Regions from separate parts of the Homo sapiens genome. Here region 1 is linked to region 2. Evidence: chromatin loops called from intact Hi-C (ENCODE). Cell type or tissue: OCI-LY7. All regions are shown on one strand. Region 1 has its middle 40 kb from the start of APOD. Region 2 overlaps LINC01983 (long intergenic non-protein coding RNA 1983).

Region 1 (8,000 bases), 230 kb after region 2:
GAGAAAGTGAGTGGCTCTTCCTTTCTCCTGGATCTCGGCTGTGGGGCTGCCCGCCGCCCTCCTCCTCCCACCCTAGGCTACCTGACCCGTGGAGGCCGGCCTGAGACAGACGCATCTCCGAACACCAAGTGCCCCGTCTTCTAGGCCATTCCAGGGACGGATGAGTCAACATGGGCTTCTTATCCTAATGTTTTAATTTGGAACTCCGCTATTGATCTGATGTTTACAAAGGAACCCACGCGTGACATTAAACTGTCAAAAGAGAAGCCTGCACCCTGCGAGAATTCCTGCCTGAGATACTGTCTTTTTGTGAGTGTAAGTGCAGAGAGAGCCCACGCAAACCGCAGGACACCAGAGCCACCGCCCTGCCCCTCCAGGCTGCCGGCACTCAGGCTCACCCTCTCTGGAGGAGCCATCATTCTGGCCTCAGATTCTCCTTCCAAAACACTGCAAACAGAATGTCAGGCAAAGAAAGAAAGAGCCAGGCACACATGGAGAGATGGCAATGTGAGTATAAGCGGTGAGAAACCCAGCAAATGAAAACGTCTACACGAGAATGCAGACGCAGCACCCTCAGACGCCGGCTGCAGAGAGCGCTGGAGACATTGTCCATGAGAAGAAAAAGAGAAGGTCAAGAACTTCAGTGGAGAAATAAAAATTACACAAAAAGGAAAGATTTGTTTTTTTTTCTTTGCTGATTGTATTCTTCCTATTCTCCCTCCACTTTCTTTCTAGAACTCCAACTTTTCTCATTGCGTTCTCTATTTTCCCATTGCAGTCTCTATTTCCATGCCTATTTGTAAATGCAATACAAAAATGATTGCCTGGAAAAAATACAAGCGATGTTTCAGAACTCAGTAAGTGGGTTTAAAAACAGTTTAGATATCACTGAACAATAATGAATAACTAGAAAGTAGGTCAGAAGAAGATTCTCAGAATGAAGGACAGAAGCATAAGGAGGAAAATAGAGAGAGCAAGTGTGAGGGACTGAACCGCGTCCTCCCAGAATGCCCATGCGGAAGCCTGGCTTAGTTCTGGCTGCCATAACAAAATGCCATAGACTGGGGGCTCAGAAACAACAATGCATTTCTCACAGCTTTGAAGACTGGGGAGTCTCAGATCAAGGTACCGGCAGATTCCGTGTGTGGTGAGGACCGGCTTCCCTGGTGTGTCACTGCGTCCTCACATGGGGGATGGGGGAGGGGCGCTCTGGGGCCTCTTTTATGAGGACACCGATCCCATGATCAGCGGTCCACCTTCAGGACCCCGTCCCTACCACAGGCCCCATCTCCTAACACCATCGCCTTGGGGGTGAGGATTTCAACAGATGAATTTCGGGGAACACGGACATTCAAACCCTCACAAAGCCCCACCCACCAAGGAGAGTCTGTCTGGAGAGAAGACATTAGGGAGGTAATTAAGGTGAAGTGCAGCCAGCAGGGTGGGGCCCTGATCCGATAGGACTGGAGTCCTTATGAGAAGAGGAAGAGACACCAGATTGCGTGCGTGTGTGTGCATGTGTGCGTGTGTGTGCACGTGTGTGTGCGCGTGTGTGCATGTGTGTGCACGTGTGTGCGCGTGCACATGCGTGTGCACAGAGAAAAGGCCTTGTGCACACAGGGAGCAGGTGGCCCTCCACAAGCCAGGAAGAGAGGCCTCACTAGACTAACCCTGTCCCTGTGTTGATCTTGAACTTGCAGCCACCAGGGTTGTGGAGCCCCTGGTCTGTGGTGCTGGCTTATGGCAGCCCTACTGCCCCAGTGAGATGGGAAGAGACAGCAGACACAATGAGAAGACACCACACGTGAGTAACTGGAGTTCTGGGAAGGAGAGAAAGAATAGGCAAAATCAGTATTTAAAGTGGTAATGGCTTAAAATGTTCCCAAACTAACGCAAGCCACCCCGGCCCCGGTGGGCTGCTTCTGACCCTGTGACCCGGGGCTGTCACCGCAGGAGCCTCCCTGGCCGCCTGGCTATTTGCTGTCACCACGGCAGGCCTGCTGTGGCTGCCTCCCCTCTGCAGATGCCACCGGGTGCCCTGGGGAGCGGCAGGCACTTCCTTTCCCGCACTCAAGATGCCCACATTTTGAAAACCCGAGGGGGCACATTGGATTCTCCAACTACACACTTTCAAAAGCCAAATGGAATCAACCTGGGTGCCTATCAATGGATGAATGGATACAGAACACGTGGTATCTTACGCAATGGAATACTCCGCAGCCATAAACAAGAATGAAATCATGTCGTTTACAACAACATGGATGGAATTGAAGGCTGTCATGTTAAGGGAAGTAAGCCGGGGTAGAAAGACAAATGTACCATGTTCTCACTCATTTGTGGGCACTGAAAGAGTGGCTCTTACAGAGGCAGAGAGTTGGCTGGTGGTTCCCAGAGGCTAGGCAGGGTGTGTGGGTGAGAGGCAGACAGAAAGTGAGGCTGGTTATGGGGCACAAACATGCAGTCAGGTGAAGGAGTAAGTTCCAGTGTTCCATAGTACAGTTCACAGACCAAAGGCAACAATCAGTTACTGTGTATTTCTGCCTCCTCCTCCCCGGGAAGCGGCTGGCCAGTGCATCAGGGAACACAGGTCTCTTTCCTCTGTCTTCCTCCATCAGGCTCCGGAAAGCTTTCCCCAGAGAAGACGCCAGACAGCAGGGGCTGCCTCCCGGGGCTTTTGTGACCCAGCCTGTTTCTCCATCCGAGCTGCAACCTCTGGGTGGGGGTGTCTGCACCTGGGGTGTGTGAGAGAGAGTGAGTGAGGGAGCGTGCCTGTGCCTGTGTGCGTGCATCTGTGTTCCTGCGGGCTGTGCCTCTCTGTGCACGTGTGTGCAGCCATGCGTGCGTGTTCACACGTGTGGAGTGTGTGCGTGCGTCCGTGCCTGGGTGTTGCGGGTGGTGAGGCTGGCAGAGCGTCCTGACCCCTCGGGCCCCAGGCCTTGTCCCTCTTCTCCGTGTCCCAATCTTCCTTCAACCGCCCGCCCCGCCCCTGCCTTTGGTGGCCTGGAGTCCCCACCGGCTCTGGGTACTAGGGCGCCGGGCAGCGCGGGAACTAACGGGCTGAGTCTGTGGGGTCGGGATGACTGAAAACATGCCCTGTCTTCGGTTTAGGCTCAGGCGGAAACCCCCCGGGGGCCTCTGGGGGCTGCGGTCGGTGCCAGGGGTCCCGGGCAGCTGCCTGAACGCGCACAGCGGCTCCTGCCCCGCAGCCTCCGCCCCGCGCCCGCGTCCTCGGGCCGGCAGCGCCCCCTGGTGCCGCCTCGGGTCTGTGCAGGGCCGGGCGGGCTGCGCGGAGCACCTGCAGGCGCCTCCATGGGTGACGGAAGACAGAGGGGCTGACCAGGTCTTCTACAGGTCAGTGGGCGATCAACAGCTGGACGCGTAGCAGGGGGCAGCCAGGTGGCCTAAGAGAATTCAGCAAGGCCGACTGCAGGCCGAGAGTCACCGGGAACTCACCTGGAAGGAGTGGATGTGGCCGCCCCAGGACCACCCTGTTCCAGGTGCCCGGCCCCGGCCGTGGAGCCCTTGGACGTATCTGTTTCTTTAGCTGCAGCGAGCGGGGTCCCGGTGCTGAGCAGAAGACCCTGTGCTGCGGTCCCTGTGCTCCCTGGCAGCTGTGCGAGGAACTCTGACCTTTGGGGCCCCTGGGCACCTACCCTGTTGGTTCCTGCTCTGGGCTGCCGAGGGCTGGGTGCTGTGCTGTGTAAAAGGCCGTATGGACGGGGCTTCTGTGTCCCCTGAGTCAGGCACTGCACCCTTATGCTCCCCTCAGGGGCCACACCACCTGCAGTGGTCCCTGGAGAGCAGAGGAAAGGTCCCCCTGGGCCAGATGGGGGCAACTGGTGGGCATCCTGCCCACCGACTGGTTGGGGGGCCTGGCTCTGCAGGAACGGAGGGGGGGCGGGCCAGGGGCTTTCCCTCCAGGTGTGGTAACAGATCAAAGAACATCTACCCCAAACCAGACCGGACTCAGCACACACCTTACCCAGGGCTCCAAAGACACCAGAATGGGGAGTAGAGAGGGAAAGAGACCAACAGAGACAGAGAGAGGGAGAGATTCAGAGCAAGGCGGGGTGGGGTGCGGAGGAGAGGAGGAGAGACCCCGGCCCTTCTCACCTCACAGACCGCTCGGGCTAACTTGGCCCCACCCCCACCATCCACCCTCCAACCCCACCCCCACCCGCCCCCAGGGCTGAGCAGAGACCTCTGGGACATGGTCACGCACACACAGAACCTGTCCCAGAAGGCAGGACCCCGTCCCTGCCCCAGCTTCTGGCTGGCAGGGCTGTGTCAATGACTTCTGGCCAAGCAACCCCAGGAAATGGCATTCCGTGGGGTCAGGTGGCTCCTCAGTGCCTTTTCCTGGCTTTTCATGTAAAATCATGGCAGGCAGCATCGGGAAGTGTCCCACACCTCTACAAGCTCAGGGGGTGGCCACCTTTACCCACAGAGCCAAAACGTGGGCGCAGGCTCCCCTCTGCAGTGGATGCGCTGAGGGCACACCCAGGCCCCGGCCCCCTCAGCGGCATCAGAGCAGCACACAGGGCCCGGTGAGGGTGGCCTCCACCCCTCCACCACACCAGGCATGGCTCGGAGCCAGGCCGGAGGGAGGGCGTCAGCTCTGCAATGCATCCAGTAGTTTCCACCCTTGGCTGTGAAGAGCGGCGTTTCCTGACAGAAGTTTCTAGCACATGTATGCTGGCGAGGATGCGGTCGTCTACTTGCTGGGCACACACTGTGCCAGGCTGAGTGGAGGCCCCCAAAGATGTGCAGCCCCGCAAACCTGTGAGTGCCGCCTCAGATGGCAACATGATGACAGGTCTGGAGCGGGGAGAGTCTCCCGGGTCACCCACCTGCACCCTGTGCTGGGCCAGGTAGTGCCCCCCACCCCACCAAGATTCACATCCCTTCTCCGGGGAAGACGTGCGCGATGTGACAGCCCGTGAGTCCGTCCATTCCGGGGACACTATGGGGGTCACTGCGGGGGGCGGGCAAACAGAGGTGCTTCAGCCCACACAAACAAGCTAATTGAGTTTTTCTGTTTGTTTGGTTTTGAGCGAAAACGTGAACATTTTGTCCAGCTGCTTTTTAGATTCAAGAGCAGGAGCAGCCAGCGCTGCTGAGGCAGTCACACGTATACAGCTTCACGGAGCAAGCACCCAGCCAGGGCCTTGCTGACTGTGGCTGCTAATAAAACAGCAGCAATTTAGTTTCATAAAATTGCTAATAGTTTTCTTAAAATGCCATTGCACTTAAGCATACACAGGGACACCCCCATCGTCTCTGCTCTCCAGTGGGAGGATATGAAGCTGGAGACTGGAGACTGGCCAGGGACAGAGGCAACTACTCCCTGAAATGATGTCACCCTGTGCAAGCACCTTCCCCAGGCCAGGCCAGGCCTCAACACCCCCCAGCACCTTCCCCAGGCCAGGCCAGGCCTCAACACCCCCAAGCACCTTCCCCAGGCCAGGCCAGGCCTCAACGCCCCCAAGCACCTTCCCCAGTCCAGGCCAGGCCTCAACGCCCCCAAGCACCTTCCCCAGGCCAGGCCAGGCCTCAACACCCTCCAAGCACCTTCCCCAGGCCAGGCCTCAACACCCCCAAGCACCTTCCCCAGGCCAGGCCTCAACACCCTCCAAGCACCTTCCCCAGGCCAGGCCTCAACACCCCCCAGCACCTTCCCCAGGCCAGGCCTCAACACCCTCCAAGCACCTTCCCCAGGCCAGGCCTCAACACCCCCAAGCACCTTCCCCAGGCCAGGCCTCAACACCCTCCAAGCACCTTCCCCAGGCCAGGCCTCAGCACCCCCATCTGAAAATGAGATGGGATTTCTGAGCCCCCTTTCAGTGCTGACAGCCCCCGGTTCTCCCGGAACAGGAATAAGTTGGCAAGCTTGTCAGAGAAACAAAGGAATAACGCAACGCATCCTATTTTCTGTATAGGGCAGGGCAGTGGCCACACCCCAAACACAACAGGAACTGCTGTTTTACTTGGGTCTGGGACCAAGCAAGAGCTTCTCCCAGAATCCAGGCTAAGCCCGCTCTCTCCCGGAGCAGGGGGTGAAATCCCTCAGAACTACTGTATGTTGGGGAGTTGGGGTAGGAGGCGCAGGGAGGCAAGCCCTGACTATGCAATTAAGGAAAACCTATAATTTTTATTATACAAGCATCGTACGTTTATTGCAGAAACTTTAGGAAACACAAACTTAACAAAAAGAAAAGAGGAAAAAATCCCTGTAATCCCAATCCCCAGAGAGACAACAATATTTCGTACATATCCTTCTGAACTTTCTTTCATGCCTAGGAACCTTCACACATTGATTTTTTATTGAAGGATCAAATCATTCCTAATGTTGGATAACCTCCTCATTAAACAGTTGTGAACAGGTTGTCTCATATATTGTGTCCACATTCCCATTTGACATATTATAATGGTATGTTTGAATATAGTGTCATATTTTAAAATACATTATAATAATCATTACCATTGTTTGAGTGCTTACTGTGTGTCCGGCACTGTACTGAGTACTGTGGACACATTATCTCATTTAAATCTCACAGCAGCATAAGTGCTATTATGATCATTTCCTTTTAAAGATAAGGAAACTGAAGCTGAAAGAGTGAAGGAATGTTCCCTGAATTACACATCTAGTCACTAGCAGAGTTTCAGTTTCCACCCAAGTCTGGCCACCTTCAAAGCATGTGCTCTTCAGGAAAGCATTTTCCATAGGAACCTTTTTCCACAGGAACCTTTTTCCACAGGAACCTTTTTCCTTAGGAAACTTTTTCCATAGGAAGCACCATCCCTTGGTAAAGATGTGCAGTAGTTTATTTAACCAGACCCTACTTCTGAAACGTTACTATTATCCACCACGCTGATCTGAACGTCCAGGGGCATATGTATCTGTGCACTTCTCTAATTATTTATTATTTAATTATTTAATAATTATAATTAAAGGAGGAGAGCAAAAGAGTTACCCCAAGATGGAGTGCCCCAGACTCTCTCCCAGGACTCCTCCCTGCCTGCCTGTCCATCAGTTTCACAAAAGTCGTAAAAGGATCAATGCACAGTGTGTTTACCTGTCTGGTGGCTGTCCTCACCGCCTGCGTTTCATGGAAGAGCGATTAAACCATTTCAGCTCCCTTTCCAGGAACCAACTCAAGAAACATGCCACCACCCCACCCTTAGATCTGGAGGGCCCGACCCCTCATATACCCTCTCTGTCCTTTCCCGGACCCCAGATGGAGTCTTCTGAGGTTCTCCATCCCACAGCCCTTCACCTCTATCCTGCCTCCACTTGCCCCAGCAACCTGATCAGCTTCCACAGAATCCCAGGAAATGCATCCAGCAGGCCCCACTTTCATGGGGTCCAAGCCCATCAGAGAGCAGCAGTTTGGGCCTGATGCCTGCCTGCTGCTCCTCTGTGTGGCTATGGCTGGAACAGAAGCTTCCAGAGCTGCTCAACAGTGCACTTCACAGAAGGTCAGAGCTGGACAGGACTTCAGTGCCCATTCCAACCCTCTCCAAATACAGGTGGAGAAACTGAGGCCCAGAGAGGGACAGGGACTTGCCCAAGGTCACTCGGGTTGTTACAGGCAGAGCCAAGACCGCAAACCATTTCTCCGGACTTCCATCCCCACCCCTTTCCATACACAACCCTCCATCTGCCTTTTCCTGATTTCGCCAAGAACCACTAGAAGATCACGAAGAGGCAACAGCAGGAGCAGGCTGTGAGTAGGCTCCAGATCCTTCCCTCCTCTCCACTCCTCAAGTGCGGAGACGTCCTGGAAACTCCGCATCCCAAATCCCCGAAGATCACCAGCAGGAGCCACTTACCTGCACTCATGTCTGTGGTCGGCCTCGTCCGAGCAGTGGTGGGCGTGGCTGTTGGGGGCTTCATCGTGGTCTTCGCTGAGGTTGTGGTCTTGGCTAAGATGCTGTTCGTCCTTCAGCTGCTGTTGGTTGTAGTCGGAGGGACAGAAGGAAGAGGGGCCCTGCTGGTG
Region 2 (8,000 bases):
CAAATAAAATGTTTACCTTGTTTGCCAAAAGAACATTCTCATTATAGAGCTTCTGGATAACCTCCCTCTCAGAGTGTTTCCCGGGGACTCCACCCAAGATGCTGCCCTAAGTGTCATGCAAAAGAGAACAACGGAACCTTCAGCTCATCCTGGCTCTTGAATCCAATCACTGTTGCACAGCTTGGGGCTTCTCTCCTGTTGTGTGTATGTTTTTTAACGTGCTCACTTTATTATAGATTTGTAAATATTGAGCACATGTGCCAAAATACTCTGTCATTCCCGTTTGGCTGGTTATAGAGATAGTTCCCATTTTTCTTCTATTATTCTTATTGCCAAAGAAACCTAACTGTGCTAAGTCTATTACTATTGAATCATCCCCTCTCAGTGCTTAGCATTTACTCTGGTGCATTCCTTGAAAAAATCACAGTTGGCCATTATGCTATTTTTTTTTTTTGATACAGAATCTTACTCTCTTGCCCAGACTGGAGTGCAGTGGTGCGATCTCGGCCCACTGCAGCCTCTGCCTCCTGGGTTCAAGTGATTCTCCTGCCTCAGCCTCCTGAATAGGTGGGATTACAGGCATGTGCCACCACGCCTGGCTAATTTTTGTATTTTTAGTAGAGACAGGGTTTCACTATGTTGGCCAGGCTGGTCTCGAACTCCTGACCTCAAGTGATCCACCGGTCTCAGCCTCCCAAAGTGCTGGGATTGCAGGTGTGAACCACTGCGCCTGGGCCCATTATGCTATTTGAGCAAAAGATTTGTTAAGCACACCTCTACACTCCTCCCTCCCTCCCTCCCTTCCTCCCTCCCTCCCTCCCTCCCTTCCTCCCTCCCTCCCTATCTTTCTGATAGGGTGTTGCTATTCTTGAGTAACTGGATCTACAGGCATGCACCACTGCACCTGGCTCAAGAACTTTCTTCTTACACTGTACATATTTTGGTAAAAATGAAATCCTGATGAAGCTTCTAAAAGCCTTATTGTACTTAGTTTTACTTAAATATAGACAGTTCAGGAAAGCAGGTATTTCTGCCACTGGTTGTGTGACCTTAGGCAGGCCCCTGTTTTCCCTGGGCCTGAGTTTCACAGACCGTAAAGGAGGAGATCGGGCCCCTCCCAGCTCTGGCGTTCTGTCCCAGGAAGGAGAAGGCCGACGGCGGAGGCTGATGCTTTGGCCCTTCCCAGAGCTGCCTCTGCTGTCTGTGCCTCTTTTCTTTGCTCTGTCATCTTCCCTTGCTAAAGGCCCTGGGTTGGGCCCCAGCTCTGCTACTTGTGTGCAACTTCATTCTAGCCTTTTATTTTATTTTATTTTATTTTTTGAGATGGAGTTTCACTCTTGTTGCCCAGGCTGGAGTGCAATGGCACGATCTCAGCTCACGGCAACCTCTGCCTCCCGGGTTCAGGCGATTCTCCTGCCTCAGCCTCCCAAGTAGCTGGGATTACAGGGATATGCCACCACGCCCGGCTAATTTTGTATTTTTAGTAGAGACGGGGTTTCTCCATGTTGGCCAGGCTGTTCTTAAACTCCTGACCTCAAGTGACCCACCCGCCTCGGCCTCCCAAAGTGCTGGGATTCCAGGCGTGAGCCGCCGCGCCCGCCCATTCTAGCCTTTTAATCTCTCAATGGCATCAGTTTCCTCGTCTTGAAATGGGGTTGAGAAATTGTGAGGAATTCAAAGCGTCAGAACTTCCAGCTGCGAGACCTTATTTCCTGTTCACTTTTGCTTCTTCCCTGCAGACCAAGTTGGAGGTGCGTCCTCCTTTTGCCAGACCTCCTCTTGTGCCTCTTGCTGTATGCAGAGCGTCGTGATGACAGTAAGAGAGAAACCACCAGTCCCCTCCCGGTGGGAGCTTGCATCTGGGTGGGAGGGGCTCATAGAGGAGGCAGTTGAGGAAATGCGTAATGGTTGTGGGGCAGGGGTGGAGGTGAGGGGAGGCAGGCACAGCCAGACTGTGAGCCAGGCAGGACTGGGCAGATTTGGACATGGGTGGCCTGAGTGGCAGCAGCATCAAGGGTTCTGGGACCAAAGCCACTTGTTTTGGTGCTGGTCTCAGTGCCCTCCACCCACGTCCTCCAAACCCGAGGAGGCCTCGGGGCTGCCTGTGGAGGTCCATGGCCTGTGGCCCATTCTCATCTTGTGCCTCTCAGGCGAATTTTCTATTTGGGTTGTTGTATTTTTCAGTTCTAAAATTTTCATATTTCTTTTTAATATTTCATGTATCTGCCAAGATGATGTATCTTTTTGTTCACTTCAGTAGTGTTTGTTCTTACTCCTTGGAGCATGGTTATAACAGCTGCTTAACGTCTGTGATATTCCAACACCTGCCTCATCTTGGGATTGGCCTCAGTTGCTTGTCTTTCTCCTTGTGAGATGTGAGAGTTCTGTGGTTCTTTGTACGTTGAGTAGTTTTGGATTGTATCTTAGACTCTGTGAAGATGAAGTTATGAGATTCTGGGTCTTGTTTAAAGCCTGCAGAGAATGTTATTTTTGTTTGTCAGCAGGTTGGTTTTAGCAGGTAGTTGACTTAGGCTGAGACCCCAAGTTCCAGCGAGGGCAGCTCCAATGTCAGTTTTCAAGTCTCTGTATTTTGTGGTTGGGATCTGCCCCACACGTGCACAAACCAGTGGCCAGTCTGGGACCGGGGTGATAATCTACCCACGGTTCAGTTCTCAGGGCCTTCGGTGTGCAATTTACGGTCCGCGCCTGCGCCGTCGAGGGATACTTACGGCCCGCGCCTGCGCCGTCGAGGGATATTTACGGTCCATGCCTGTGCCGTCGAGGGATGGGCCCAGGAGCTTGGATCCAGCTTTATGGGATTCCTGCCCTGAGCACCTCCTTCTCTTCAGTCTCTGTGACACTTTCTGGCTTTGGGGCCACCCCACCCCACCCTTATTCCCCCACCCTTTCTGGCTCTTTGGCTTGAAGGCCTGGGCTTTAGCTTCCCTGCTTCACCACACACTTCCTGAGACTGCAGCTGCCTCTGCGGCCAAACAAAGAGAAGATGGAACGAGAAAAAAAAGCCAATGGGAATTTCCTCCATACTTTTGGAAGCACAGATCCTCTGGTCAGAGAGAAGAGTTCTCTGTGCCTGTCCAGCTGTTGTGGTGGGTTTGCTGTAAACTAGGTACCCATTGACTGATGCCAACTATGGGATGCCTTGTGGGTCATCCAGAGGGCAGATGTGGGCCTGAAACTGAAAACTGTGATCACAGCCTGTAACCCCTTGTCACCTGCTGGAATGTAAGCTCCAGTGAGGACAGGCCTTCATTGCTTTGTTCATCGATGTATCTCCAAGTGCCTAAAACAGCGCCTGGCACATGGTAGGCACTCAGTAGGTATTTGCTGAGCTTGGTGAACTATCATTTCTGGTAATAGGAGCCTCTGCCATTTACCCTGTACAGAGGCTGTAAACCTACGAAACTCAGTGTTCCCTTTCTAGGACAAATATTTTGCAACACCTTTACTTTACTGAAATGAAATTCCAAAGGTAATATAATCTGTCCACATACCGTGTTTAAACATCAGCCTACTGTCAGTCACAGATTCGGGGTTTGCCTTACTATACTGAAATTAAATTCCAAAGGTAATGTAATCTGTCCACATACCATGTTTAAACATCAGCGTACTGTTGATCGCAGATTTGGGGTTTGCCACCCACACCAGTCATCCAGGACCAAGACCCTTCCTCCAGCTGCAGGAGTGTCGGCTGCTCACAGCTCACAGCTGAGGCCCAAGAGAGCCACATTTTTGTCCCTGGGGGGAGGGGAAGCACACATCCAGTGACCGGTCGAGTCTCCACTCCGGCATCAATTTGGGACATCTCTGAAGGCCACCCCAGGCCTAAGCCCTGAGGGACCAGCTGCATCCTCTGCTATGACTATATCACAGCTCCACTTCTCCCTCTGCCCGATCCTGTATTATCTGCCCCTCACAGGCACACAAATCTCCCTCTCAGAGTGTTTCCTGGGGAACTCGACCCAAGATGATGCCCTAAGTGTTGTACAAGAGATAAGAGGCTGGGTGTCGTGGCTCACGCCTGTAATCCCAGCACTTTGGGAGGCTGAGGCGGGCACATCACTTGAGGTCAGGCGTTTGAGACCAGTCTGGCTGACATGGTGAAACCTCGTCTCTACTAAAAATACAAAAATTAGCCCAGCATGATGGCGCATGCCTGTAATCCCAGCTACTTGGGAGGCTGGAGAATCACTTGAACCTGGGAGGCAGAGGTTGCAGTGAACCGAGATCACTCCATTGCACTCCAGCCTGGGTGGCAGAGCAAGACTCAAAAAAAAGAAAAAAAAAGGAGAGATAAGAGAAGCGTAGTTTATAATAAATGTGTTCTCTGCACACACACTTAGGCGTGACTACACTAGGACCTCATAGCATGAGTTTCTCAGGTCCCCCCTCAGACCAACTGGACAGGAGACTGCACTTTGACAAGTTCCGCAGGCATTTGTGTGCACTGGCGCGTGAGAAGCGTTTCTCTAAGATGTTACAAGGGTCAGATGCTTGTGCCTAAGTGACTGTGTGACACACGAGGGCGGACGCACGAGTCACGGCCACTCAGATACCACACGCGGCAGGTGCCGCCAGTGATAAGATTTCCACGTCGGTGAACAACTGTTGGTAAAGTGCCGAACAAAACACGTTATGAAACTTTCTCAACTTACACAGTAGTTGCATTCCCGGAAAATTCAGTTTGTCTTAAAATTGTTCGCAAGACTATTTTGTCACGTAGGATCCGTGACATTTCCTCATGGCGCATCACTGCCCCACGCATTGCAGGAGGCCGGGCCCTTCGCGCCGGTAGCCCTTGGCTCGGTGACAACTGAAAACACCCCCAGAGCTTCCCACACTGTCCACTAGGGGACATCACTGTCCTCGTTGAAACACTCCCAGAACTTCCCACACTGTCCACTAGGGGTCATCACTGTCCTCGCTGAGAACGACTGGTCCACCAGAGAGAACCCTGTGCTTGGAACTTGACATGGTATTACACGAATCCTCCTGACAAGCATAAGAAGTCTTATATTCTCTCTCTTTAGCTAAGAAAACCAAGTTCAGAGAAGTTCAGCAGTTTGTCCAGGGTCACACAGCTAGTAAGCAGGTAGCAAGCAAGATCTGGACCCAGGTCTTCCTGTCACCAAAGCCCATGTTTGCCACAACGTGTGCTTTCCAGGTGTTTGTAGGTGATCAAGAGTTGCACGGTCCCTAGGCCGTGGCCAGGTTTATTTATTTATTTATTTATTTTTATTTTTATTTATTTATATTTTCTAGATGGAATCTCGCACTATTGCTCGGACTGGAGTGCAATGGTGCAATCTCAGCTCACTGCAACCTCTGTCTCCCGCGGTTCAAGTGATTCTCCTGCCTCAGCCTCCTGAGTAGCTAGGATTACAGGCGCCTGCCACCACACCCGGCTAATTTTTTGCATTTTTTAATAGAGTAGTTTCACTATGTTGGCCAGGCTGGTCTCGAACTCCTGACCTCGTGATCCGCCCATTTCGGCCTCCCAAAGTGCTGGGATTACAGGTATGTGCCACCGTGGCTGGCCTATTTTTTATTTTTATTTTTGAGACGGAGTCTTGCTTTGTTGCCCAGGCTGAGTGAAATGGCACGATCTCAGCTCCACTGCAACCTGCGCCTCCCAAGTTCAAGTGATTCTCCTGCCTCAGCCTCCCCAGTAGCTGGGATTACAGGTGCCTGCCACCACACCTGGCTACTTTTCGTATTTTTAGTAGAGACGGGGGTTTTGCCATGTTGGCCAGGCGGGTCTCGAACTCCTGACCTCAGGTGATCCACCTGCCTCAGCCTCCCAAAGTGCTAGGATTACAGGCGTGAGCCACCGAGCCAGGCGGTGGCCCATAAGTTTTAAAAAGCTCTCCACGGAGTTGTCATGAGCACCCAGGACTGAGAGCCCCTGAGCTTCACTTGGAATTAACGTGAGCTTGAGCGAGGCTTTGCAGCACGCCGGGCTTGGCAGGTGCAGGCGGAGCGGACCGAGGCGCTGAGGCCGGGGCTGCGCTGGGAGGGGAGCGCGTCCTCCGCGGGCCGGGGTGGGGCCTCCCTGTCTGCGCGCGCCCCCTGCCGGCGGCACCCGGCCCTGCGGCTTCAGCGCGTCGGTCCCGGCTGGAGCTGAGCGTGGCTGGAGAACAAATCCACAGCCAAGTGTGCGTCCGGCTCCTCCGGGAAGCAGTCGTGAGATGGGGATTAAACTCCCCAGGGTTCTATTAGGGGAGGTGACTGTGTGAGAGAAAATAAGGAGGCAGCCAGAGGAGCTGGGAGAGCCTTCAGACGGCCATGCAAGTCTGCACCTGCGTGAAGGAACGAGGGAGGGAGCGCCCCAGACCCGCCGTGTGCCTTCCTACCCCTGCCCTCCCACCCCTGCCGCAGCCAGCCGCTGCCTGGGGCTGCCCCGGGAGGCCCGGCCTCAGCGCACACCACGCTCAGGTGTGCAGCCTTCCAAGGGCTGCAGCTGGGCCTCGGAGTGATGGGAGGTCCCTTCCTCTTCGTGGCCACCTCACCAGTGTCATGGCTAGGAACGTGGGCTTTCGTCAAGACCGCCTGGGCATACCCCACTCCCGCCTGGGTGTAGGATCGCGAACAACTTTCTCACCCTTCTCGAGCCTTGGTTTTCTCTTCCGTATCATAGACATCAAAAGAATTTGCCACAAAGAGTGGTCACAATGCTAAGTGCTTGGCATGCGGTAGAGACTCGATCATCCTTAGCTGTTGTTATTCGTGTCAGAGGCGTGTGAACCAGAGCGACTGCATCTTGAATGGGAGCTGGGTAACATGAGGCCGAAACCTACTGGGCTGCATTCCCAGATGGTGAAGGCATTCTAAGTCACAGGATGAGATAGGAGGTTGGCACAAGATACAGGTCATAAAGACCTTGCTGATAAAACAGGGTGCAGTAAAGAAACCGGCTCAATCCCACCAAAACCAAGATGGCCATGAGAGTGACCTCTGGGCGTCCTCATGGCTACACGCCCACCAGCACCATGACAGTTTACAAATGCCATGGCAACATCAGGAAGTTCCCCTACATGGTCTAGCAAGGGGAGGCATGGATAATCCACCCCTTGTTTAGCATATCAGCAAGAGAGAGCCATAAAAATGGGCAAAGCAGCCCTCAGGCCTCCATCTGTGGTGCAGCTGTTCTTTTATTCCTCTACTTTCTTAATAAACTTGCTTTCGGGCCGGGCATGGTGGCTCACGCCTGTCATCCCAGCACTTTGAGAGGCCAGGGGCTGGGGCGGGTGGTGGATCATGAGGTCAAGAGTTCGAGACCAGCCTGGCCAACATGGTGAAACCCTGTCTCTACTAAAAATACAAAAATTAGCCAGGCGTGGTGCGGGCGCCTGTAATCCCAGCTACTCGGGAGGCTGAGGCAGGTGAATGGCTTGAACCTGGGAGCCGGAGGTTGCAGTGAACCGAGATCATGCCACTGCACTCCAGCCTGGGTGACAGAGCGACTCTGTCTCGAAATAAAAACAAACAAACAAAAAAATAAACTTGCTTTCACTTTACAGACACACCCTGAATTATTTCTTGCACAAGATCCAAGAACCCTCTCTTGGGATCTAGATCGAGACCCCTTCCTTGTAACATTAGGACTCTTCAACTATTCCCATGTTATCTGAAAGAGTGTAAAGATACAGTCTATTCCAGAAGGAAATCTTTCTTGTAAATCCATCAAATATTTACATGTTCAGAGCCGCCTTCGCCCAGGATGGGGACACTGGGGATTCTTTCTGCTCTACCCTAGCTTTTCCCTCCCTCCTCCACATCCAGGGGGTCCTGGAGGCCCTTCTATCCACCCAGGACCTTGGCTCCGTCCAATCTTCCTCTTCCTGGAGCAGACGAGAAGACTTTAGGAGCCATGGAGGAGGGGAGAGGGTGAAAGAAAATGGCCCTCGGAAAGGCACAGCCACAAAACCAGCGCACCTTTCTTTTGCCATCATTGGTGGCCTCACGACTCTGGTGCACTGTTA

The links. Hi-C counts contacts between places; a loop is a spot of excess contacts. Peaks named below come from ENCODE experiments on the same cell type or tissue, not always from the same donor. Only the 100,000 strongest peaks of a DNase experiment are listed, where the experiment ranks them.
Region 1: it touches region 2 in a loop (4-fold over the local background); 11 of 110 quality-filtered maps call a loop at or near these places.

The regions. Positions count from the first base shown.
Region 1 is chr3:195,620,063-195,628,062 of GRCh38, reverse strand. It overlaps the pseudogene MUC20P1. Among named protein-coding and RNA genes, the nearest start is that of APOD, 40 kb to the right of the region's middle. RefSeq lists enhancers at 1-486, 3,092-4,088. In OCI-LY7, no CTCF peak of the experiment used is centred here; no DNase peak of the experiment used is centred here; H3K27ac peaks cover 271 bases.
Region 2 is chr3:195,847,949-195,855,948 of GRCh38, reverse strand. All of the region lies in intron 1 of LINC01983 (long intergenic non-protein coding RNA 1983), which reads left to right. Among named protein-coding and RNA genes, the nearest start is that of LINC01983, 8.5 kb to the left of the region's middle. RefSeq lists an enhancer at 4,626-5,126. In OCI-LY7, CTCF peaks have their summits at 4,684 and 4,903 (motif pointing right); a DNase peak (open chromatin) is centred at 4,908.